Regions from separate parts of the Homo sapiens genome. Here region 2 is linked to region 1. The links are chromatin contacts, found by Hi-C or POLR2A ChIA-PET in ENCODE. All regions are on one chromosome and are shown on one strand. The core of a region is the stretch at or near the end of the contact, and the rest is flanking DNA. Distances in the headings are between cores, read along the strand shown.

Region 1 (5,935 bases), core at 3,187-5,686:
GACTAAGGAGTCTTTTCCACCATGAAGGGCAAACTGAGTTAAGCAACGAATACTGAAACCTGTCTTATGAGAAAAGCTTATCAGCATTTGATCCATCATCAGCATTTGATCCAGAAACAATCAGAAGGCTGAGGGAGAATCTGAATGGCACATGTGCATAATTTATAAAAGCAAGGAGTTGTACAGATGGGATGAAGACAGAAAAAAGCACATTCAGGTGATGAGAAGTCTGAATTTGTACAGCAATTAAAGTAATGACTTTTTAGACTAAAATCCCAGAAAAAGAGGAGTTTTACATGCAGTCACTACACTCTCATAAAAATACACATATAGAAACAAGCTTCACAGAGAAACTTCCCACGGCTAGTAGTACTCTGATACTTTCCATTCTATTTTGTTTTTTTTTTAATGTTACAATCCACTAAGTTTATTACATAATCCACTAATGGATCAAAATCTGCTCTGAGAAATACTGAACTCTAGACACCAAAAAGTATGCCAAGTTTCAAGTTTCATTCTGCAATTAGTCTCCTAATCCATTTCTTCATCTATCTCACTGCCACTGCATGTGTGTTTCACAGATAACAGTGAACAAAATGTATTCATTTTACAAAAAATCACATACAGTATTTATAACAAATCAATTAAGTCCTAATACACAGAAACTTCTATTTCTGCCAATCAGATCTATCTGCAACCTTTACTTCTTAGGAAGTTTAACTGTTAGCAAGACCTCAAGACAGACCACTGCACAGCACATGTGAACTGCCCTACATCTCTAAGGGATGGTAATGCAGATACCCAACTCAGACACCCTGTCCAATGTCTGAAATGCCATGTGCTTCATTCAACAAGTACTAAGCTGTATAGGGTCATCTTAATTGCAGTGACAGCAAAGCAGTATAAACACATTTACTGTGATAGCCAATAGCAGACAAGGTCTGTTAGAGAAGGAAAAGCAGAAAAGTCGGAAGACTTTCAAAAGTTTGAAGACAATCAAATAGCAGCATCAGTTCCTAGGTGGCTCAGTCACTTTACTATGTGGCTTTGGTAGAGAATATAATTAACATTTCTGCCTCAGTTTACACACATAAACTTGAGGAACTCTTAAAAACAGCATCCATCTAGATAGAGTCCCTCCATTTGTATTTTTGCACTTTCCTATCTTCTTGTCCTCATTAAAGGTCCTCTTCCCCCAGGCTCCAAAGACCAAATGGAATGCTCAGCTACATAACGTACAAAAACCCTCTAAAAACTATTGTGGCACGAATGCAAAGTATTGTAATCATTCTGTGACCAACAAGAGGTGACAATCTAATTTTTCTAAACACCTGTGAACCACAAACTTAACCCGTTACCCAAGAAACCCAGCACTAACTAATCTTTCTCCATTGATGAGTTATCATCACCACACTTTGTCCTTGCGTAGCAAACTGCCAATTACTAAACCAAACATAGAATACTTTTCTTACAAATTGATTTACCATATTAAATGCCAAATTAAATGGTAAAACGAGTCCAGATTCACTCAATAATAACATTTATTAAGCCACTTATTACATACTAGGCCATACTACACCAGTCACATACATTGCCTAATTTGATCCTGAGGATCCTAAAAGGTGGGTGATGATACCTCTATTTCAAATTTGAGAGTACTATATGTCATCATATAGCAGGACCTTAACAAAATGCTGGAAAGTGGGTTCAGAGCAACATCCTTTTCATGCCTCATACACTAAGCCTCAAAGATGTAAAATAAAAGGAAGGGTTTAATAAGATGAGAGCACCTTAACATGTGCCTTTTTTTTCTAAGATATCTTGTTACAGTACATATGACTTTTTAATTTTATACCATAATATATGTGCAAGTTTGTTTTAATACAAGAAAACTGTCTCTCCTTAGTTTATAAGTCAAACTGATGCTCCAAGAGGACACACCCTCAAAGTAGGGAATGTCTCTACATTCCTTCCAGCTCTCTCAGTTCTGTGACTCAAGATTGAGAGTAACAAAATCGGGGCACTTGACCAGGAGTTCGGGGCACCATGACTCTAGAGGCCACACTCCTTTATTGGTTATTAAGGCTTGAGTCAAGTCATTTACCTTTCTTAGCTCTGATTTTCAATCAGTTTTTTTAAAATGCAATTAATTTCAGGGGATTCCATAGTCATGTGGTTAAAAGGAGACAGTGCAGATAAAACGATGCTGAAACCTAGAAAAAAATTTTGTTTAATGTAGCTCAACTCTCGTTTGTCAATGAGGTCCTCAAAATTAAAACAACTTGCTCAATATGACAAAGTAAGTTTTGAGTCTGGGCTATGAAACCAAATCCAGTTATTTTTCTAGTTTACCATAGTGTTGCACATAATCCAAAACTATGACTTTTAATATGAGATTAGGAAATTTCTCTTGGGCATACAATGCAACTGAAACTCAACAGAAAAGCAAAGTGGGTGACATTTTTTCCAACCTAATATTAACTATCTGTTGCAGATAACCAAGAACCGAGCTCTTAAGGACCTGAGTTCTAATCCTGGTTCCATTTTTTACTTTATTCAAGTTGCTTAGTTTCCCAGAGTTTCTGTTTCTTTCCCCGAAACAAGGCAGAAAGTTCCTTATCAACACTTCAGGACTAACCACACAAATATCAGATATTAATAATACTTAACACTTAAAGCACTTACCTGTCAAGAACTATTCTAAGTGTTCTCTGCATTATTAAATATATTAACCTTCACAACCACTCTATGAAGAAGATATTATTATCCTCATTTCATAAATGAGGAACCAGAGGGGCAATTACCACTATGAAGCAGAGGCTAGAATCAAATATAGACAATATAGCCAGCTTGGGTCCACGCACCTACCTAACCACTGCTCCGTATTTCTCTCAGCATTAGTATTACTATCACTTTACAGGACTGTTAAAATACAACCACAGAAAACTTTGAAAATAAAAGATAAGCAGAGCGCTGTAATTTTAACAATAAAAACTGATTTTTTTTTTAGTTTTATGTTTGACTTATAAGCCCTGATAGGTTTATTTTATGAATCAACAGGATAAACTATGAAAATGTAGCTTAAAATTTGAAAAATATCTAAACATGCCCAAAGTATAGCAACTTATATGTATCCCTTTTCCCAACCCAAAAATTTAGCAGGCTTCCCAGGTCGTCAGAGAGAGTAAGATCCTAAATAGCTTTTACAGTTCTCCACATTGAAACAGCTCACATCACACACCTCAGGATACCTGATGTTTCCAAATCACTTTGCAGTGATTCGGTTTGGCTACTCTGTAAACGCAATAACCACGTGCATGCTGAGTTAGAGAGATGTAGCTGAGTGACTCAACAGTGAAAGGCATTTACCTGACACGGGTCCCTAACAATGAAAAGCTCTGCCTAACTCGGCAGTTTTCCATCTAAGGGTAATTTCATCTGCACTCATAAAACATTCACTAAATCAAGCTACTACTTCACTTAACCTCCACATCCTAATACAGACTTCAGATTGGGGTGGGTGGGGAGCAGTGTGATCGGCTTGAAAGCGGGGCGGGAGGGGCGAGCAGATGTTAAAATCAAAAAGCAGTGAGTTCAAAAAGCTGAGAATGTAGAGGTGCCTGGGAAAGGCAAAAGTTAAGAGTTGAGAGTCCCACAACCTGGACGGGGACGAGAACACGTGGTGAGCCGGCACCCAAAGGGGGGGCAGGAGGGGGAAGGTCCGGAAGCAAGTACAGACTAGTCCATACCAACTGCCCAGTGCAAAACTGATGAGCCGGATCACAGACAGAGGAAAGTTAGATAGTCCCAAGATGGGGCTCTGTCAAAAACCAGAACTCTGATGAGCCAAGGCCCGGCAGAAGGAAGCCGCCCCAGGGGGACCAGGGGACTTGGCGAACATGGCTGCCCGTCAACAGTGGGGCCCAGGCCTCATTGGGCCAGCCGGCAGGGCTCGGATACGAGGCCGGCCGGGTCGAGCTGCGCCCTCCCTCACTGCCCTCGCGGCAGGCCGCACGCGGGGCTGGCGGCTTGGGCCCTGAACGCGCCGACGCCGCCTCCAAGCCTTCTGGCCCGGGCCGCTGAGAGCCACGCGCGATGCCGGACCACGCGCCACCCGGCCCGGAGGCCCGAAGCCGAGCCCGGGAAGGCGCCCGCCCCGCGCAGTCCCGCTCGCTTTACCTTGGCCTGCAGCCGCGCTGGCGCCCAGGCCAGACAGGTGCAGGTACCACTGAGGTGCGCGGAAGGCACGTACTCCTGGTGCAGCCGGTTGTTGGCCGTCTCCCATACTCGTAAGTGACCGTCGGTAGAGGCCAAAGCGAAGTAGGCCTGGCTGTGCGGGGAGAAGGCGCAAGGGACCCCAGCAGGGGCCAGGGGGTCGCAGCTACCGCCGCCGCCCGCCGCCATTGCTGCTCTGGCCCCGCTGCAGCCACGTGTTCGTCCGTGCGCAGGCGCACCGGCGCGGGGCGGAGCCTGGAGGAGGAAGTGAGGCGGAGGGAGCGCCGGGGGCTCAGGGAGTGGATCTTCGCGTCGCAGGAGAGCTTCTGGCGGATCCGCCCTGTGGACGGTGGCCCGCTAGGGCCTGTCGCTATCTTGTTCTGGGCGGGAGTGGGAGTATGGGAGAAAGTAATTGTAGAATTAAGATCAAGTCCTGTTCCTTTAAAAAAAAAAAAAAAGGGGGGGGGCCGGGCGCGGTGGCTCACGCCTGTAATCACAGCACTTTGGGAGGCCGAAGTGGGCGGATCCCCTGAGGTCGGAGTTCGAGACCAGCCTGACCAACATGTAGAAACCCCCGTCTCTACTAAAAATAAAAAAATTAGCCGTGGGCTGGGCGCGGTGGCTCACGCCTGTAATCCTAGCACTTTGGGAGGCCGAGGCGGGTGGATCATAAGGTCAGGAGTTCAAGACCAGCCTGGCCAAGATGATGAAACCTCGTCTCTACTAAAAATACAAAAAAATTAGCCGGGCTTGGTGGTTGGCACCTGTATGTAATCCCAGCCACTCGGGAGGCTGAGGCAGAGAATTGGTTGAACCCGGGAGGCGGAGATTGCAGTGAGCCGAGATCGCGCCCCTGCACTCCAGCCTGGGCGACAGAGCGAGACTCGTCTCAAAAAAAAAAAAAAAAAAAAAAAAAAAAAAAAAATAGCCAGGCGTGTGGCGCACGCCTGTAATCCCAGCTACTCGAGAGGCTGAGGCAGGAGAATCGCTTGAACTCGGGAGATGGAGGTTGCTGTGAGCCGAGATCGCGCCATTATACTCCGGGCAACAAGAGTGAAACTCCGTCTTAAAAAAATAAATAATAAATAAATAACAATTTTTTAAAACTTTAAAGAAAATGATAAGGTAGAACGAAAGGTTTGAAGGAAATCTTCAGCCGAGCGCGGTGGCTTACACCTATAATCCCACTTTGGGAGGCCGAGGCGGGCAGATCGCCCGAGGTCAGAGTTCGAGACCAAGCTAGGCAAAATGGCGAAACCTTGTCTCTACTAAAAATACTAAAATTAGCCGGGTGTGGTGGTGTGTGCCTGTAGTCCCAGCTACTCGGGAGACTGAGGCAGGAGACTCCTTGAACCCGGGAGGTGGAGGTTGCAGTGAGCCGAAATCGCCACGCCACTGCACTCCAGTCTAGGTGACAGAGCGAGACTGTCTCAAAAAAAAAGAGAGAGAAAAGAAGTCTTCACTTTCAAATTGATAATGATTGTAACAACTGCTTCCGTTTCCCCCTATTCAATTCCAGGCTGTAATCATTTACAAAATAACAATGTATTCAGTTATAATAATGTAAAAGTAATGATCGGAACAACTATTCCCTCCTGTTTCTCCAGATTTATCTCATGTTGCTACATCAAATAGACATTTTTAGGCACACGCCCATAGTCTGGAGGCTGAGGGAGGAGGATGGCTTGAGCCCACGAGGTCGAGGCTACAGTGAGCTATG
Region 2 (5,700 bases), core at 3,129-5,628, 180 kb before region 1:
TAAAGAGTCAACCTCCAGAGGTACAATGTACCTGTGTGATGACTGATCCAGACCATACGCCATGCACACTAAGATTCAAGAAAAACAGGCAGGTGTTTCTACTATCATCACCAAATCAAAAGCTACTTAGGGCAGACACCTGGATATCACATGTTGGTTTCTGATAGAATTGTGTATCCCACGAGCAACTCTGGATGGATTGCTCTAAGGTATATAACAGTAGCCAGAATGGTTCTTTTAATGATCCTCCAAAGCAAAGCAAGGAAGGCCAGCTTCTGAAAAGATAAATGTAAAGTGAGTGCCTAATGAAGTGCGTGGGACACAAACATGGCCTCCTTCCCCGCCAGCTCACCACAATAGATGCGTGCTTATCTCTCTGTTACCTGTTCATCTCACATCCAGACCAAGGAACTGTGTTGCAAAAAGCACTCCTTCAGATATGGAGGACCAGGTATGTCCTAGGTAGGCCTTGACTAGTGGGAAATTTTTCTTGGCTTTTAAGGTACAGGAGAGCCCCTTTGGTGAGGCTGATAGACTTTGAGGGGTAAAACATTTCTTAGATTGTTTAAATGACTTTCAGTCTTGGCTCAAAACTGATGTCACACTAGAACCATCTTTTGCTGATCAATTAGTTCAGGGCCACATCAAACAAAATGGCATGGAATTTATTTAACATGCTAAAGGGGAAAGACTAGTACCTTATAAACTAATGTTTAGTATAGTTACACTAGATGCATTGGTTTGAGCTATGATATGGCCTGATCTTTTTTTTTCAAGTGACCTTTTGAAGGTGGAGCCTAATTTTTCTCTCCTTGAATGTAGACTCTACACAGTGACCAGCTTCTACAGAATAGAATATGGAGGAAGTGAAGGTGACCTTTGGGATTAGAACTTGCTCTGGGGGAAGCCAGCTGTTCTGTTGTAAGAACACTCGAGCAGCCCTACAGAGGGGTCCATGTGACATGTAACTGAGGCCTCCTGCAAACAGCCAGCAAGGAATGGAGGCCTTCATGTGAGTGAGCTATCACAGCCATGTAGATGAGCTATCTTGAAGAGAATCATCCAACCCCAGTCAAGCCTTCAGATGACTGCAATCCCGGCTGACATCTTGACTGCAAACTCATGAGAGATCCTTTTGAGTTGCCCCCAAATTCCTGACCCACACAAACTGTGAGATGTTATCTCAAGCTCCTTATTTTTGGAGTAGTTATACAAAAACAGACAACTAATAGAGGGACCCTTTTCCAAGACCTAGAGCATTATAGCTAGGACCCTCTTAGGCGCCAAGCAAAGCATACAATACCGCATTTTAGTTAGATGTGTGTGTGTCTGTGTGTGTGTGTACACGCAAGTGCAACATAGAGTGTGCAACTTCATTGTACAACTCAAGGAATTTTTGCCTATATAGTATATACCCATATAACTACCACCTAGGTCAAGATGTGGAACATTTCCAATACCCTAAAAAAAATTCCTTCATGTCCACAACCAGTTGATAGCTCTTCCTAGAGATTCACCACTTTTCTAATTATTTAATATAACTATGGATTACTTGCCTGTTCCCGAACTCCATAAAAATGGAATGTTTCACCTTGCACTATTTAATGTCTAGCTTCTTTCACTCATCATAATGATTTTAAAATTTATGCTGTTGTTACGTTTCATTAGTTTGTTCCTTTCATTGCTAGGTAGTATTCCATTGTACAATTATATCAAATTTATCTATTTCCCTATTGATAAACATTTGGGTTGTTTCCAATTTGAGGCGATTATGAGTAGAACTATAAATTTTCTTATAGCAGTCTCTTTGCAGACCTTTATGTTCAATATTCTTGGGTAAATTCTTAGGAGTGGAATTGACGGGTCACAGGGTATATTTTTAAATAACAGTTTTCCAAAATAGTTGTACTTTTATATGCCCACTCAAAATAATTTTTTTCATTTGAAGCAAATCCAATTTAAAATAAAGAAAGACAAAAGTTGGTCTTAATGAAAAATGAACAGCAATGAATAAAGAGCTTCCTAAATTACTTGGAATAGTCAAGGAAACTCATGTGTAAGGTACAGAGCTATCTGACAGCAAATCCTCCAGGCAAACACTTTGATTTTGATCATTGGTTTGGAAATAATTTTAGTCACTTAGATAAAAGTTTTTCACAAAGATGAGTCAAGCAGGGGCCCAAATCCCAAGAGAAGAAGAATTTACATAAAGCATCCTCCAGATGAGTTTTTCACTCTGTTAAATGGATGACCCGAAGGGAAAAGAAAGCCTTCCCACGTGGCACCCTTGTTTACTGGGCCAGCTCAGCACTGTGACAAATGAAGCAACGTCTTGATGCCTAACGCAGCTCGCCTGCAGGCACTGATTCGGCTTTGTGTCTCGCCTGAGTTCTGCTTCAAATAAACAGATCGGGGAAGTTTATTAATGATGCACTCTGGGGCATCGGGCTGTGATAGGCAGCAGGCGCTGCACACAGCCCCAGTGGCCAGTCTCCAGCTAGTACAAGAGGCAGCTCTAAGTCCTGCCTGTTTTGGAGACATCCTGACACCCATGGTGTTGTTTTCGTTGGTTGTATGAAGTGGGAAAAAATGAAGACTGGAAAGCCAGAATAGCAACTCCAATCTCAGCAACTTCAGGGGGATGCTCAGAGATGCTCAATGCAATGTTTTTCTATTTGGAAAATTTCGAAATTGGCAACAACCTAGATGCCCAAAAATAGGAAATGGTTAAATAAAAGCCCCTCTCCCTCCTGCAGACAGTGGGAATCATTGTGTTTGAGAGCCGAGAAATTAAACAATGAGGCCTTAGAAAAATCCTGAGGCAGCAGTGGATTGAGCACAGGGTGGGGGTGGGGGGCAAAAAGAACACCAGATTCAGAGGGCTCTAAGTGCATCATAGGCAATTATTTCCAGACCATTCAGGAATAAACCAACGCAAACCAATGAAATTCTTATGACTTTCATTATTATAAGTGCCCTAGCTTCCAGGGGGAAAGGAGTAAGAAACTTTTTTTTTTTTTTTTTTTTTGAAGACAGGGTCTCACTTCCAAAGTCCAGGCCAGCTTGCAATAGCACTATTACAGCTCACTGCAGTCTCAACTTCCTAGGCTCAGGTGATTCTCCCACCTCAGCCTCCGGAGTAGCTGGGATTACAGGTGGGTGCCAACATCCCCAGCTAATTTTTTGTATTTTTAGTAGAGACAGCCTCACCATGTTGCTCAGGCTGGTCTCAAACTCCTGAGCTCAAATGATAAGCCTGCCTCAACCTTCCAAAGTGCCGAGATTTATAGGCGTTGAGTCACCACACCTGGCTGAAACTGCATGTTTTTGAGTACCTACCTTGGGTCAAGCACTTACCAAGTATTAATTGACAATCCTCACAATGGCTCTGTGAGGTAAGTACCGTGGTCCTCATTTCAAAGATGAGCTCTGCCTCAGGAAAGCTTAAAAACTATCAGAAGTTTCCTCAACTAACAGGAGAAAGACTCAGGATTCAAACTCCAGTCTTTCTAGGCCAAGCTGTTGTTCTAGATTTTACTGACAGCAAATAAAGTTTAAAAGGAGGTTTTAAATGGGCAGCTGCTACCCTTAGCCACAGGCAGGAGCCCCATGCTCAGTTTGAGCAGAAAAATGGGCTTCCCCTTGAGTTCTCCTCTTAATAATGAAATGGCTCTCCACTGCCCAGTTTTTAGCTTGTTTTCCTATGAAGAAGTTTGAATAAGAAGCCTCTTCCCATGAAAGCATTGCCTTCCTGAGCGTAGTGACCAGCCTTGAGCTTTACATGGCAGTGACTTTTCCTGCTGTCCCCATCCAAACTGGGGGGGATAGCTTTCCTGCTACCTAACTCAATTTTCTAATGCAAAGGAAAAGCAACCTGCCTTCTTCATTCACTATCTTATTTAGAGACATTCTCTATACTAGAGTCCCGGGGTTTTTATAAGCCACACAAACAATAATGCATTACTTCAATTATTATCTATTGTGTGTTTTGGGGGCTTCTTGATAACAGCAGATTGGAGCACACTTGGCTGGTTTGCCCTTATTAAACCGTGAAGGTCACTTCTCTTCCAGGGCCTGTAATCAACGAGCCCTCTCTTCTCTTCCACAAATGCATCTCTTCCAGAGCCTTTGCAATTATGGCTCATTTCTCTAGGTTTCATATGGCAGGCGTCTGAACAGAATTAAAAGCATGAGCACGTGCAAAAATAATCCGCTTCCCAAGATAGTAAATGCTGAGAAGTTCTATATTAGAACACACTGTGAGTGCTGACTGGCTAGGGCATGATTAACCTAATAGGCTTAAGCTGCACTTGCTATCCACATCTGTCAGGACGCGAGCAAAACACAGGCCCGTAATCCACCAGGCTGGGAGCCTTCAGAATTGTCCCGCTGCTCACTAACAGCAGAGGGTTCCAAACTTAGAACAACAACAGGACGACAGGTACCACTCCCTCTTCACATTTGGACCAAGAAAATAAAGAAAGCTGGTTCCAAGTTTAGGATATTGTACCATGGACTTCAAAGAATTCTGGCCTGAAAATTGCCTGGATGGACTAGTAAGATTGCCTTTTGTTCCTATTTCAAATATGATTCTTGGAAAATTGTGAAGGTGGGTGGAAGATGACTACAAGCTGAAATCATGGGGTGTACACCTTCACACAGTGACCTTGTAAACAGCGTTGCAAAGAGTGGCATTCAGTTCTTGAAAAAGCCCAAAGCAATTCGGCCAGGATGTCAGGGCGGAAGTGAAAGAGGTTCCATCCCTTTGCTGGTTAAAAACTCCACCTGCTATGACGCTGGGGAGGGCCTGGCAGAGGAGCAGCCAAGTCCCAGGAGGAACCAAACCACAGCTAAAGGTCTTTGTCAGCTCATGGGAGATCCTGCTTCAGGCAAAAGGAAAGATATGGAAGGACTGATCCCAGGAACCAAAACCTCTTCATCCCAGCTGAACAAATCACAAAGCCACATGGCTAAGGATATTCCGTTCAAGACACAGGGTTCCCATGGATCACAAGGGGCAGACTTTTCTGGAGATGAGAGTGAGGAAAGTAGTACCCAAGATACTTCCAAATGGAAAAGGACAGCAAAATGTCACACGTCAAGCACACAGAGCCACTGCTACCAAACCATCCACCCTGCTCATGAGCCTGAAGGCAAAGTGGACTTCCCGGAGCCTCTGGTAAAGGCCCACCAGCAGGCTTACACCTATCTACACTCCAGCCTCTCCAAATATGAAGCAATTCTGTGCATCATCCATCAGGCCACCCAGACCCGGGAGCTGCTGCAGCCCATGGTCAGCTTCTTGCTGCTGTGCTTTGAGGAGATCAGCCAGCTGTTGGGGGAGATCTCCAAGGATGGAGAAGTGCTCCTGCAGGAAGTCAGGGAGGATCTGGCTTGGCCTTTGAAGAAAAGAGAGCCCCAGGAGCAGCCAAATCTCCTGCAACAGCTGCTACAGTACACAGTCAGCAAGCTGCAGGTGCTCAATGGCACAGTGGCCTCGCTCACCGGCAGCTTCCTGGAGGGCTCCAGCAGCTACCTCCACTCCACTGCAACCCACTTGGAAAATAAGCTGAGCACAAAAAGGAATGTGGATGAACGCCTCCTGAGGGCTCTGAGGCAGCTAGAGAGCCTGGCGAGTGGCTGTGGCGACCCTGGGGTGCAGGGTCTCCCCTTATGCTCTGAGGACAGTGGCATTGGTGC

What was found. Hi-C counts contacts between places; a loop is a spot of excess contacts on that map. ChIA-PET counts read pairs that join two places held with the same protein, here RNA polymerase II (POLR2A). Pooled maps may share reads with other maps.
Region 2: a pooled map shows a loop between it and region 1 (2.1-fold over the local background). The contact joins the promoter of PCARE here to the promoter of WDR43 in region 1. A Hi-C loop is called at or near these places in 2 of 50 pooled maps. POLR2A ChIA-PET finds 5 or more read pairs at or near these places in 3 of 52 experiments (MCF 10A, activated CD4-positive, alpha-beta T cell and naive thymus-derived CD8-positive, alpha-beta T cell).

Annotation. Positions count from the first base shown.
Region 1 is chr2:28,893,168-28,899,102 of GRCh38, reverse strand. It overlaps WDR43 (WD repeat domain 43), which reads right to left and starts at 4,436. Exons shown (of 18, transcript NM_015131.3): 1 at 4,180-4,436. The coding sequence starts at 4,404. RefSeq lists enhancers at 3,047-3,668, 3,743-3,842, 3,669-4,292 and silencers at 3,943-4,062, 4,083-4,132, 4,173-4,232, 4,373-4,452.
Region 2 is chr2:29,073,201-29,078,900 of GRCh38, reverse strand. It overlaps PCARE (photoreceptor cilium actin regulator), which reads left to right and starts at 4,378. Exons shown (of 2, transcript NM_001029883.3): 1 at 4,378-5,700. The coding sequence starts at 4,640.